Linked DNA regions of Homo sapiens: region 1 is linked to region 2. The links are chromatin loops, found by intact Hi-C in ENCODE. Cell type or tissue: MCF 10A. All regions are shown on one strand. Each heading gives the region's core, and the rest is flanking DNA. Links, peaks and the distances in the headings are about the cores only.

Evidence for each region. Peaks named below come from ENCODE experiments on the same cell type or tissue, not always from the same donor. Only the 100,000 strongest peaks of a DNase experiment are listed, where the experiment ranks them.
Region 1: a loop joins it to region 2, with 4 times the contacts of the local background. A loop is called at or near these places in 2 of 110 quality-filtered maps.

Annotation. Positions count from the first base shown.
Region 1 is chr5:120,681,333-120,688,706 of GRCh38, forward strand. PRR16 (proline rich 16) reads left to right here. Exons shown (of 2, transcript NM_001300783.2): 2 at 4,622-5,982. The coding sequence ends at 5,377. Among named protein-coding and RNA genes, the nearest start is that of PRR16, 220 kb to the left of the region's middle. In MCF 10A, for the core only: a CTCF peak has its summit at 3,087; no DNase peak of the experiment used is centred there.
Region 2 is chr5:120,611,685-120,618,920 of GRCh38, forward strand. All of the region lies in intron 1 of PRR16 (proline rich 16), which reads left to right. Among named protein-coding and RNA genes, the nearest start is that of PRR16, 150 kb to the left of the region's middle. RefSeq lists an enhancer at 4,388-4,982. In MCF 10A, for the core only: no CTCF peak of the experiment used is centred there; a DNase peak (open chromatin) is centred at 4,477.

The sequences.
Region 1 (7,374 bases), core at 852-5,851, 68 kb after region 2:
TACACATGCACTTTTGACTTAATAAAGTTAATCAGTATCAGATAGATAATAATTTTCCTCACACACACAACAAAGACAATGAACTTAAATAGTTTAATTCTGATTGTCCTACAGACATGTTCTTTTTCCTAGTATTTAGCTTCACATTTTTCTTACCCTGTCCCAAATTAGTCATTAATATATTATGTTTTGTAATCAATGCATAACTTGACTTACTTGTTTACCAATGCCTTTGTTTATCTATGCTTCTTGCATTCCAGTTCTTCCTTCTGATTATTTACCTTTCACTGAATTTTCATTTATCAATACTTTCAATACTGAGCTATAAGAGCAATACTCTCTCAGTCTTTGTTGTCTAAAAATGTCTATTTCTCTCACTTCTATATCAGTTAAACTATATTAACATTCCCAATTATTTTTCAGTATGAACCTATTCCTAAATTTTCTTGGGACCACTGTTACTTGTGGGAAGATCTGTCAGCTTAATTTTTGTTACTCTATAAATACTTGGTGTTCCCTTTTTTGTGGTTGTAAAACTTTTATCATTGCTTTTCAGTGTTTTCTGGTTTCACTATGGTATGTCTGAGTGAGAGTTTGTTTATATTTTCTTGTTTGAAACTGTGTACTTTAGAGGACACTTCAGTTCTGAAAGTACTAATTCATTGTCTGTTTGAATACTACATCTCTCACTTCTGCAACTCTTTAAAAGAAAAATATGTGGTACTTTATCATATCATCTCAAAGGCTCTCACAGGATAGCTGCTACCTAACTATCCAACCTCATCTCTCACAGTGCCCTTGAGCCAAAACAGTCTTTAAATCACTCACACTCAGGTGATCTCTTCTGTCAGAGGACCTTTATCAGGCTCTTTTCTGAGCAGACTGCTTGAACCACTCTTCTGCCAGTAAGCTCCAACTCATCCTTACAGAATGCTTCACTAACCTTTCTGATGGGGTCTTCCTCTTCTCTTATAACATCTTATATTCTTCAGAGCGCTTGAGCTAGTTGCACTTTTAAAATTACTTGTTTGAAGATCTAGTCAAAGTGAGGCCCTTTCATGGATTGTCTGCTCCATGAAAGCAGTGTTTTGTTTGTTTTTTATTCTCTTGGAATTTTATAGGCACTCAGGAAATAACGTAGAGACTGAAACCAGGTAGGAAGCATAAAACCAGCAGGAACTGAGGTGGCATTTATTCATCTCTGAAAATCAGCTTCACTGCCCTCCTAAAAGACCTGTTTTCTCTCATTTGCTGCAGAATTTACTATGATAAAATGTGTGGGGTAGATAACCTCCAGGTGAAATAGGACAAGGACCCATGAGCCAAGACTGTCTCTCTACCTCTCACATTCTTTAGATAGCCTTTCACTTTAGTTTCTAGACAGAGCTTGAGAATATGCAACCAACTCAGTGGTCATTTATGGATAAATTCTTTCCTTCCCATTTTCTTCTAGAATAACTGAATAAGTTTTGAAGTAACAACCACTTCCAAGAATCAAATTGGAGAGAAAATGCTTTTGCTCACACTTAAACTGAAGAAATAACCCTCGGAGCATTTACTTAACAAATATTTGCTGAGCCCCTAATTAGTACCGGTTGTTATGTTAGGCCTTTAGAATGCAATAGGAAAAATTTTAAGGATGTGTCAGAGTTAACCTGACTAAGAGAAGAAGGAAGAGCATTTCAAGAAGAAATAATGGTTTGTGCAAACATTCTGTGGCAGGAAGCAGACAAGCAATTTTGAGGGCCTAAAGAATACCAGAGAGATTGGGAACAGAAATACAGAGTTGAGGACTGAGAGTTATTTAGGAGCATGAGACAATGACTAGAACTGACTCATACTAGCTAAAAATCAATCATATTTTTTAAAAATTTTGTGAGCTGGTTGGTTGTTAAACACAACAGTTACTAAAAGTGAAACTGGGCTGAAGCGAGTGGATCATGAGGTCAGGCGTTTGAGACCAGCCTGGCCAACATAGTGAAATCCCGTCTCTTTTTGTATTTTGTAAAAATACAAAAAATTAGGTGGGTGTGGTGGTGGCTGCCTGTAATCCCAGCTACTTGGGAGGCTGAGGTGGGAGAATTGCTTGAACCTGGGAGATGGAGGTTGCGGTGAGCTGAGATCGCATCACTGCACTCCAGCCTGGGCGACAGTGTGACACTCCGTCTCAAAAAAAAAAAAAAAAGTGAAACTGTATAAACAAACTAATTACATTAAAAACAAAGGTTTTCTAATTGTTCCCTGTTATTTTTAATTATTTTACTGCAGTTCACTATTATTTGTGCTCCTGAGTTTATTTATGTATAGTACACTTTTTAATTGTATGCTACTGTACATTTATTCCCAACCTCAGGTTCAGTAATGTCACATGACTAACCTGAAATCAACCACAGTGGAATTTTACACAAAACCTTTCAAATGAAGACTTCCTTACACTGCCAAGAGCCAGCTGATAAACACCAGTATTCCATTGAGTGAGACTATGCAGAATCCTGAAGTCTGTTTTCAGAATTGATCTTTATCACAGGAGAAATGAGCAGACATAGAAAGGATTTAAACAGGGAGTTAACAAAAGCACACTTCTGCTTCAAAAAAAAAAAAAACCAAAAAAGTCATTGAGACTACTGAAATGAAAAAAAGCAAAGTGGCTTTGGATAGTCCATACAGTAAATCATAGAGGCTCAGAGTAGGATGACAGAAGTGAAAATGGAGGAAAGTGAATGGATTTAAGATTCGTTATTTAGGAGCTAAAATAGAAGGACTTGTTCTCCTGACCAGAAGGTGAGTGAAAGGGTGATATCAAATAGAGTTTCTGGATTTCTGATTATTCAGATGTGAGGTTTGTGCTGTCATTTGCTAAAATAGAAAATACTAGAAGAAATTTGTTGAATTTACTATATTTGTTGAATGTTTTGAAACTGCTGAGTTTGCAGGCCTTCGAGACATCCAAAGACTGAGCCCTGGTGGCCTTTACCTGCCTGGTGGAATCAATCACTTAAGAGCCTCATGAGGAGGAAGTAAAGTCTATATCCTGTCCAACGTCTAGATGCTTTTGGTGTTTTCATTTTGAGCCCAATCCTGCCACCATGTGACAAAGAGCCAACTTCACAGTTGATTAAACTTAGACCTAAGTAAGAGAGGAGGGAAAAATCTCCATATGGAATAAATGTGATGGAAATGTGTGAAATGAAGGAACTGTCTCCTTACATAAACTATTTTTAAAACAATCCATAACTTTTCCATTCTCATATGTGTATAACAGTGCAGGTATGGTGGCTATGAGAATGGCCTCCAAGACCTCTGAATGCAGAGTGTAAATGACTGAGGACCCTGATGCTGTACTCTGAAAGTCAGCATTTGAGCAGTGACCACACTGCTGCTCCCAGCCAATGACTGAACAGGGCAGAGACAGTAAGGTTGCCCTGTTATGGGAGATGTCAGACTCCCCAGTATCCTTGCCAAAGTCTCCTTAGAACTGCATTGTCTAAGATACTTCCATTCAATGTTCCTATCTTCACAACCTCTCTCCTTAACGTGGGTTCCCACCTGTCTTATGCTCTGATGCCTCTGCCAGCCTTATCTGAGTCCCTGGCTCCTCTGCCTGGTACCTGTAGTAGCCCTTGACTGGTGTGACTTCCTGTCATTCACCCAGTGATAGTAAACATCTGCTTTGTATTAGTTTAGGGTCCTGGGCCCAGATAATTTTCTTTCCCTTTCTCCAAGGCGAGACAGCTTTTGCTTCTACCCTCTCTCAGAAGCAAAATATCTTTGCCTGTGTCTTACAGGTTGGAGGGTTTCTTGCTACTGCACCAGTAAAGGTTCTGCTTTATAAGGGAGAACAGTCTGAGAAGTAAATGGGGTTTTGTGCCTGTGTGCCCACCAGGGGCTCTCTTCCATCTCTTTCCTCCTCTCAGCATGAGAGGTCTGTGTAAAGGAGGCCATGAGTGAGTACAGATGATACTGTGTCTGAGACTCCCAAGGATTCTAAATTGTCATAATAGCACATATTCAACCTTTAATTAGTCATCAAAGTTTTAGTTGCTTTCTTCATTCACTCTGATGGTTGCTGCCTTTTTTTCCTGTGATTTTCTAAAGGTTGAACAGTTGATGTTTTCTGTATATCCTCAGAGGGCTTGAAACTCTCAACAGTTGAGTTCATTTGGTTGCCTTGTGAGGTCAAGTCTCTGTTGGTCTCAAGAAAATTATGATTTTGCAGATTATCTTTTTTTTTAATTTCAAGATTGGAAGCAATGTTCTCCTACAGCTTTCTGCATGTTAAGCAGAAGGGAAATGCCCTCTGATTATTTTTAAAAATCAGTTATATTCCTGCATCAGGTTTCATATTTTATGGGTGGGTATATCAGAGTCAGAAATAGAATGTATATATAAATCATATGTTATGTTCTAAGCATGTTAAATTATATTATCATACAGTTGGTCCTCTGTGTGATGGTCACTATTCTGTAAATTTATTGACTGAAAACATCAAGCAGCAATGGAATGTTCAGTTCAATATCAGTTAAGGCTTCCATAGCAGATTTCCCCTAGACAAAAATAAATTGTTTCTAGTATACTTTGTTTGGGTCATTCTTCAAAACAATTACCTTGTCCTTTCCACTAGGTGGTTGACCAGATTGACACCCTGACCTCTGACCTACAGCTGGAGGATGAGATGACTGACAGCTCCAAAACGGACACGCTGAATAGTAGCTCAAGTGGCACAACAGCCTCCAGCCTAGAGAAGATCAAAGTGCAGGCTAATGCACCGCTTATTAAACCCCCAGCACACCCGTCTGCTATCCTCACGGTCCTGAGAAAGCCAAACCCTCCACCACCTCCTCCAAGGTTGACACCTGTGAAGTGTGAAGACCCCAAAAGGGTGGTTCCAACTGCCAATCCTGTAAAAACCAATGGCACCCTTCTACGAAATGGAGGCTTACCAGGTGGACCTAACAAAATTCCAAATGGAGATATCTGCTGCATACCCAACAGTAACTTGGACAAGGCTCCAGTCCAGCTTCTGATGCATAGACCTGAAAAAGACAGATGTCCCCAGGCAGGGCCTCGAGAACGAGTTCGGTTTAATGAAAAAGTACAGTACCATGGCTATTGTCCTGACTGTGATACCCGGTATAACATAAAAAACAGGGAGGTCCACTTACACAGTGAACCTGTCCACCCACCGGGAAAGATTCCTCACCAAGGCCCTCCCCTCCCTCCTACACCCCATCTCCCTCCTTTCCCACTAGAAAATGGGGGAATGGGAATAAGCCACAGTAACAGCTTCCCCCCTATCAGACCTGCAACTGTGCCTCCTCCCACTGCACCAAAACCACAGAAGACGATCTTGAGGAAGTCAACCACTACAACCGTGTGATGTATGCCATTAAAAAAATTGTTTTTTTAATTTTCTATATTATAAACATAAAATAAGTAATGAGCACTTTCTACTCAAGCAATAAAAAGCCCAAATATATTAATCCTGCATTCAGCAAAGTGGCATAAAAATCACCTGGTAAGTATGCAGCACATTGCTTATATCCTGGGTATGCATTATTTTAAATGTTGTATCATTAAAAACCTCAGAATGATGAAAAATATGAATGATGCATTGTTTTTGCAATTGACCTATGACAAACTGTGAACCTGCAGATTTCACCTATTTTGATTTACTATAAGAGCTGGGATTTGATTCATTTTATTTATGCCTAAGTCATCTATGCATTAACATGTCATATTCTTAACTTTGATCTAATGCTTTTTACTAGGAAATTTTAATACTGAAGGACTATTTTATTATTTTTTTCTAAAGATGTTTGTCACTAGTTTTTCATTATTAAATGCTGAGGCCAATACCAAGAAGTTTATTTTCTATATTATACAATTATGAATTACATGCTCAGCTATATATGTAATAAAATACTTTGGTCTGTGGAAATATTGTTAAATCAATAAACAATAGTAAATAATGACAAAAGCAAATGTTCCTCAGAATTAAAATGAAGTAGTGGTTCATTTAATCTCACTTAACATTCCTCAATATGGGCAGCAAATCTGACAGAGTTTGGAGAAGTTACAGTGAGTGTATATCAGAATTTTCTAAATGAAATATCATATTCCACATCATAAATCAAAATCTACACACTACATATTTTATACTTCCATTTGGTACTTCAAGAGCCTTCTGTTGAACTCTCCCTATGTTGCCAAGCCCTCCTCATACTCAGCATTCTTCCAGGATGTACCCTAAACTATTACATTGAGGCTGTAGGGTGTTTTGCCTCCTGCATTAGCAAGCTCTCTGCCTCCCCAAGTGGACCCACATTTATAGGAGAATTATAGGGGGATATCTGAATGCTTCTGGTATCAGGATGTGTTCAGCATTTGGCGTAAGTTTTTCCCCCTCAGAGTTGAAAGATACCATGGGCCGTTGCTGTCTTCTAAAAGAAAGAGAAGAAATCTTTCCTTCTAACATCAAATAAAAATCCTCCTCTTCCGTCTTATCTACCAACTTAACAAACTTTACCCACCCATGGTCCAAATTTAACTTCCAATTTTATTAATTTCAACTGATGAGATATTTTGTCCTGGAGCTGGAAATGAGTTTCTCTCCCCTAGAGTTATGATGAGGACAGGTTCCTGAAAACAAAATTGGTTCATTAGTGGTAAGAGTAGAGGGAGTCATCTTTTGTGGAAATGTATTTATGGCATAACTTGATAAAGAATCCAATGACTTTTATGAATAGTTGGCTTTTGATCTCAAAACTGTAATCTTTGCACAGGCAGATAGCCTTCAATCGTATTTCTTTCCTGCCTTTTTCAAGCTAGATCATGGTAATTTGAATAGTGTTTTTGACAGCTTCCTATTAAAAATGATTATATATTTTAGATGGAATACAAAAAGAAAATAGGCCTTATTTTTTGAAGGAACAATCAAATGAGTAAAAAACAGAATGTCATGTTAAATATTTACTCAGCATGCGTTATGTTTCATAGGTGTTGGACATGAAGATAATGAAAGCAAAATAATCCGACTTACAATAATCAGAAAGTTACAAAACAGATCCATAATCAAGAAAGACCATAATCTAAAATTTGTTATCTGTATTATTAATATGTTTAATAGATATGAGCCAGGTAAATTATAGACTTATTAAATACCAAAATAATGTGTTCTTAACTTTTTAATGCATGCATTTAGTCTTGATATAAATAAAGCCAGGGTTTTATCATATTTCTAGGGTTAAATAATTACTTCCTTTCACATGTCTATCAAAAGCTAGACCGTTCAATATTATAAACAGTTGTAGAAGACATGCAGTTTTCTTTCTTCAACTCATCTTTCCTCTTCCACCAGTTACTGTGACCTAATAA
Region 2 (7,236 bases), core at 2,237-7,236:
GAATGTCTGGATGCCCAGGCAAAAGTTTGCTGCAGGGGTGGGGCCCACATGGAGAACCTCTGCTAGGGCAGTGCAGAAGGAAAATGTGGAGTTGGAGCCCCCCACACAGAGTCCCTACTGGGGCAATGCCTAGTGGAGCTGTGAGAAGAGGGCCACCATTCTCCAGACCCCAGAATGGTAGCTCTACCGACAGCTTGCACTGTGCACCTGGAAAAGCCACAGACACTCCATACCAGCTGGTGAGAGCAGCCAAGAGGGAGGCTGTACCCTGCACAGCCATGGGGGCGGAGCTGCCCAAGACCATGGGAACCCACCTCTTGCATCAGCGTGACCTTGATGTGAGATCTGGAGTCAAAGGAGATCATTTTGGGGCTTTAAAATTTGCTCCGCTGGATTTCAAACTTGCACAGCCCTGTAACCCCTTTGTTTTGGCCAATCTCTCCCATTTAGAATGGCTGTATTTACCCAATACCTGTACCTCCACTGTTTCTAGGAAGAAACATTGTTTCTAGCTTGCTTTTGATTTTACAGGCTCATAGGTAGAAGAGAATTGCCTTGTCTCAGGTGAAACTTGGAACTGTGGACTTTTGGGTTAATGCTGAAATGAGTTAAGACTTTGGTGGACTGTTGGGAAGGCATGATTGGTTTTGAAATGTGAGGACATGAGATTTGGAGGGGCCAGGGGTGGAATGATATGGTTTAGCTGTGTTCTGCCCACCAAATCTCAACTTGAATTGTATCTCCCAGAATTCCCCCATGGTGTGGGAGGGACAGGGGAAGGTAATTGAATCATGGGGGCCAGTCTTTCCCATGCTATTCTCGTGACGGTGAATAAGTATTACGATATCTGAAGGGTTTATCAGGCGCTTCTACTTTTGCTTCTTCCTCATTTTCTCTTGCCACCACCATGTAAGAAGTGTCTTTTGGGTCCTTCCATGATTCTGAGGCCTCCCCAGCCATGTAGAACTATAAGTCCAATTAAACCTCTTTTTCTTTCCAGTCTCAGGTATGTCTTTACCGGCAGCATGAAAACAGACTAATACACATACATATTATTTGATTTGATTCTTTTTGCAGATATACTAGTTTGTATTCTAAAATGCTAATAAATGTAATTCTTTTTATTGCATTATTTAGTGAAATATGTATATAATATTACTTGCACAAATCATAAAATTCTTAATTTGAGTATTAATGCATGTATTCCCTTGAGACTGGGCACTCAAATGGGATGATCATATTTTAATCCTGAAAACTCACATTTTTATTTTGCTAATGTGATGGATTAATAAAGAAGTCACTCTGTGCTATTTTCTGTAACTCAAACACTTATTGGGCAAAGACAAATAAGCATGAGGTATATGTTTTAAAGATTATGAGCAAAGCATACAGTTGGCAGTTCAGCAGAAATTGAAAAAACTTATAATGCAAATATTTGCCCATGAGTTTACACATGGAACATGGCTATAATGTCAAGTAAAATGAAGGAAACCTAGCAATTAAGCGTGAATTTTAAAACAAGGGTTGTGTTTGTTATTTAACTGCTGATTTTCTGAATATTCATAGAATACATAATTCAAACCAGAATTGGTATTTTATAAAAAAGAAATACTAGATTTTATATCATATTTTATCATTGCTTTTTTGGTAACTTCAGTGGAAATAAAATTTAAAGCTTCATAATTTATTTTTTTTCTGTTTACATTTTTTAAAATCCTATTATGTATTATTATAGAAAGTCAAGCTCTGTATTTTTCAATAATTACTTAAGCATATTACTAAGATTCATGTCTTGAACCCCACAAAGACATTATCAAATAACTTATATGTAGGCTTCCATTTGGGAAAAAATAGAACATAATAAAAATTTTTAGTATTTTATTTAATTCATATGATTGGTTTACATATATGATCTATTATATAATTAAATCCAGTTTTAAGCATTTGTATTGTAGGCTTTTCTTGGGTCTTCTATGCAATTTCAACAGCATACTTATATTCTAGTACTTTTAAAATACTTTTCCTTTAAGGCACTAACACATCGTTTAGATGATGGCCACTAATAATGAGACTGAACCTTGCATTTCAATTTTTTATATCCAGGCATATATGGCTCCTTTAAGAAATCTGGACTGAGAATCCAATAGCCCTCTGCTGTTTAGCCTAAGAGCTGAGCTTTAGTTGTGTTTAGGCAATAAACAAATTTCCTTTGATTCTCAGAGGATGGTGTTATAAAGATGAGTAAGAGGTTATTAATTCTCTGAAGGAACTTTTAATGTAGTCAGTTGGATAATGATTAGCATTTGAACAGAGCTTTCCTTAGTAAAGCATTTTCACACACACAGATTCAATTGGTAAGTATTTGCAGCTTGTAGTTTATGGGTGTTTGTTTGATCTCCAGATAAATCTGATGGCTTAATACAGATACATGTTTTTCTTCTGTAATCAAACTGTGACCCTGCACGTGAGACATGTTTTAAAAATATATGTCATTGAGCATAAAGGAAACAAGGAAATGTGGCAAGTTGAGTGTAAAACCTATCATGATTCCTCAAAAACCTACTCAAGTTATGTTCTCATACTGTGGGCTTTTTTGTATCTTCTTATTGGAAGAATAAGCAAATGCTTACGGTGGAGTTTTTAAAACAGATTTGGGATGTTGATTAATTCTGCACAGGCCAAAAATGTAAATGCACATTTGTCACGAATTCAGGTTTGGTACACTCCCCTCCAACAAATTCAAATCATTTTCTGTTATTTTCCAATGGCCAATGCCAAGCCTAAATTTCAGACATTTTCCTTGTAGTATGGATCATCATACTTTGGATAATTGAAAACACTTTAATGATTTACTTCAAACATTCACCAGATAATTTTCAAGCCTTTTCCACTTTGGTTTGATTAGCCTTGTCTGAGACTGTGTCTAATATACATGAGAGGAACAAAAGAAGGAATTGTTCAGCTTGTAGTTGGCAGGAATGTTCTATTGCTGAATAAGTTCACAAGTTATGGCTGGAATGATTTGGTAATAGTTTTTCCACTGTGCATAGCCAGACAATCTCAGCCAACCAGCAGAACAGAATCTATACTGTCAAAATGGAAAAAGTAGTGGCAATTATGAAGCTGGGGGATTCTGGCAGTACATGCAGAATTTGGCTCTTTCACTTTGCCATGAGGAGGAACATATAGGCACCAGCTATAGCAGCTTGCTCTGCTGCTGTATTGCCCGGAGAATATCTGACACTGAAGATTAATTACAAAGCCCAAGTTCTTGGTTCAGAATTCTTCATTCAAGTGCTCTGAGAACCTCTGTCAGTAAAGATTCTGACATGCATTGTTACTTCCCTATTCTGTTGACTGTATAACGGAAAAAAAAATAGCAAACATTTGTAAGCACTTATGTGCTTTTAAAAGTGTGAAATTCTTTCCATATATTAACTTAGTTAACTCTCACATTAACCCTATGAAGCTAGTACATTTTTTAGCCCTCTTTTCAAAGATAAGGAAACAGAAGTACAGAGAAATAGCCCCCAAGTACCTTGCCTGGGATTACATAGCTAATGAGTCTGATTATAGAAACCACACTTCTACCACCATTCTTTAGTGTCTCGATATGAAGAACACAGTTCAAGAGGAAAATCTATATTCTCTTCTATAGGCCCTTAGGCCACTTTCTATGGATTTCTTTTTCTTTCTTTTCTTTTTTTTTTTTTTTTTTGATAAAATTTTTTTTTTGGGAGAGTGGAGGTGGATACAGAGATATGTAATTTCCTTCTGAAGTATTAAAATAGAGAAAATAGTGTTTGCCATTTTTTGCTTTTCTGCTTCAGCATTATAATTTTATGAATGTCTAATTTTTTTAATAATGTCAGGAGTATTCGTTGTAGATTTAAAGTGAAATATGATTAGAAAATTTGACAGTTTTTGTTTTTGATTGTTGGTCTTGTTAAATGTTTTAACCATAAAATTAATACTGTATGATAATTAAATAATGCCTGCATACTCTATTCATTAGATTATTATTTTTAATTAGTATTTTGCAGTCAAATGTTATAATTTAGTTATAATTTAACAGAAGTGTTTTCTGTCATCCATGTGTATATAATTAATATGTAGGTGAGAATTCTGGGCGTTTTATTCATTGTCACGTTCCCAGTAACCAGGAGGGTTCCTAGCACATACTCAGTTCCCAGTGAGAGTTTATTGACTATATTCATGTGTGGATGAATGATGAAGTTAAACTCCTTGAGCTTATTCAAATGTATAATTTTGCTTTTCTTTACTAAATATTCAAGTTATTGTTGATGAAGAAAGTCAATAACATAAGAAGCAGCAAGAAGCTGAGAATAACGTGCCCTTTCTCAACCCCCACCCCAAACTGACTCTTTTGAGCTCCTTGAGGAAGAGTACTTTTTCACTCATTTCTGCATTCCTAGTACTGACACAGCGTAGTGCTCTACAAGTAGCTAACAAAGAATGAGTCAGTAATTGAGCAAGCTGGATGATCTAAGTTCTTACTCTTTTATTCATACCTCGTTTGAACAAGTCTCAAATGCAGAAACTGTAGTGTTTTGGGAGCATGTTACCAAAGTGTAAGGTGGGAATGAGGGGCCACACATTCCGGCGGCAACAATCTTGCATTTCTGAATTGAGTGCAGCCTCACAGGCCAAGCTCCAACTGCCCTCTGGAACTTAGAATCCTTATAGTATCAACATCAAGAGATCACTTAGCCTCTGCTTTAATACCTCCTTTGTCATGTAGATTTAGTGTAGTCTTTAGTTCCCATGACCCCAGAGTATGTTTCCCTGAGGTTGGCTCAGCCCATTCACATTTTGTTCAGCAAGCTTAGGTTTCCTGATGCAAGGTATCCCTTTAAATATTGGAGGATAGCCTTCATTTCCAGAGGCTACTCTATACTACCACATTAGTTGCGTGTTTATATCCGTTTCTGTGATATGCTTGACTGTCTCTTCCTGATGACTGTCCTTAGAGCTGGTCCTAATATGTCTATATTAATAACTCATTGGGCTGCAAGACAAAAACAATATTGAATGATGAGTCAGTGGTAACCTACAAAGCATCCAGTGATTTGCTATGGTATACTGTTTTCAGAAAGAATATGTACTCAGTAAATGTTCTTGAAGACTTGATTGATTGACTGATCAATACTCATACTTCTTATGTTTTCACTCACAATACGTGGTCTTTCACATGCACTTCCTTCCTAGACATGTTCTGTGTTCACTCTTCTCTTCCATCCATGTGTAATTTCCATCAGTATATCCTATTCCTTCATGACGAATGCCTCCCCATCCATTCATAACCTCCTGCACCATGTCCAGTCCAGTGTTTTTTGGAAAGTCTAAAGTAAATGAACTATTTTTTAAAGTTTTCTAATTTTTTTAACAGAAGCTCCATTACCTACTCCCACCTCCCCACATGATGAAACAGGGAAACAGTGCTGCAGGCATACAGTGACAACAGGACATCAGGAAATGCCCAAGAAGGTCAGCCCCACCTTAACATGATGTTTGCAGGAATTTGGACAGCACATACCAACATTTCTAAGAAACATGCAAACCAATATATCATTTGTAATTCAAAATATATGTAAGAGTTGCAATTAACAATCAGGTCTCTTTGAATATTAAAGTTATCAAGTGATGACCATGAATAACATGATTAACACTCACAACACTATTTATCATCATATAAATGGTCATATCTTCAGTCTGTGTTTTATGTTTAAATTCCACATAAGGAAATAAGTATAATAATATCATAAATTTCAGCAATGTTTTATTTTTAAGGCTCCAAAAATATTTTAAGAAATATTTGTTGTTTGTTCAAAACCGCAAGATTTAACGTCCAAGGTATCACAATTAATGAGGTCATGTTAGAATATTCACACTTTTTATTAACAAAATCAGTTTACATTTTGATAAGTTATCTTTATATATGTCAATTGTAGGAAATTAATTTTAGTCATTAAAAAACAAAAATTTTATAAAAGATATGATAATTTAAATTCACATATTAAGACAATAGTCTTTTTTTAAAGATTGGTTTATGGTGCACAGAATTCATTCATGACATCAGAAGCATATTCATAACATAATCTTGGTTATGCCATATGTGACCATAAGAACGATCATTACCTTTAACAGCTGTGAATTCCTAACAAAGTGAAAACATGCATAGTCAAGGTCAATAATTTTTTTTATTGCAATTTTCCATTTTCCCATCATCAAAGGCTGTCAGTACAGGTTTCTTTGGTCTCAGTATTTTTCTGCATATAAAAGAACGTGGGTTTATTGCTCATTATGCTCTGGTGCTTCTGGGACAATCATTTCAACACCTTAATCTATGTAAGACTCTAGTTATTTTTTGTGTTAAATATGGATACCAAATTTTTCCACTTGTAGATAAAACCTGAAAGATGCCATGATTAGTCAACTATTGGATTTTAAGAATAAATCTGTTATATCTAAAATCAAATATAAAAGATGTCTGGATAATGTCAAATATTAGAGATATATTAACATGTTTACAATTACTGTTTTTCTTTAATCAGTTGCATTCTTTTGTCATGCATTTGACAACACTCTATTTGAATGAATTCTCATGAGTAGTGTTGATTTTGTTGTTGAGTGCCATTAAATAAAATTTCTATATTAGCATATAGTGATTTTAAGAATGTAATAAGTAAACTATTTTTAGTTTTGAGATTATAGTAATTATACTGTTTTTTAACAGTTTGTTAGGTGCTGTGTCATGAATCAAGTCTTCATTTTAATGTGTTCTAATTGTTGTAAAACAAGAGGGAATGGTATTTGGAATTTAGCTATATTTATCTTCTCAATCAAATTCTACTTCAGAGGTAAGTAAAAAAGAAGTTATAGCAAATCACATAAAATGGACAAAAAAGGTATACTGAAAAGAAAATAAATTGTTGATTATCTCAGGATAAAGAGGAAAAAGTAAATTTAAAAGTCTGCCTGTGTCTGTTATTGCTAAGAGAGACCAATGGATAAATACTTGGGATTCTTATTTTTTTTGTTTCCTTTCCTTTTTTTTTTAATCAATTATGTGAATTCACCTCGAAGCTATACAACTCTGATATTAACTTCCCAATTAGCAGTTTGCCAAGTCACTTATTCAACTTGAATTCCTGAGACCTTATTCAATGGAATTCATAAGACGTTCACCTGACCTAAAGGACCAGAAAATTCAAG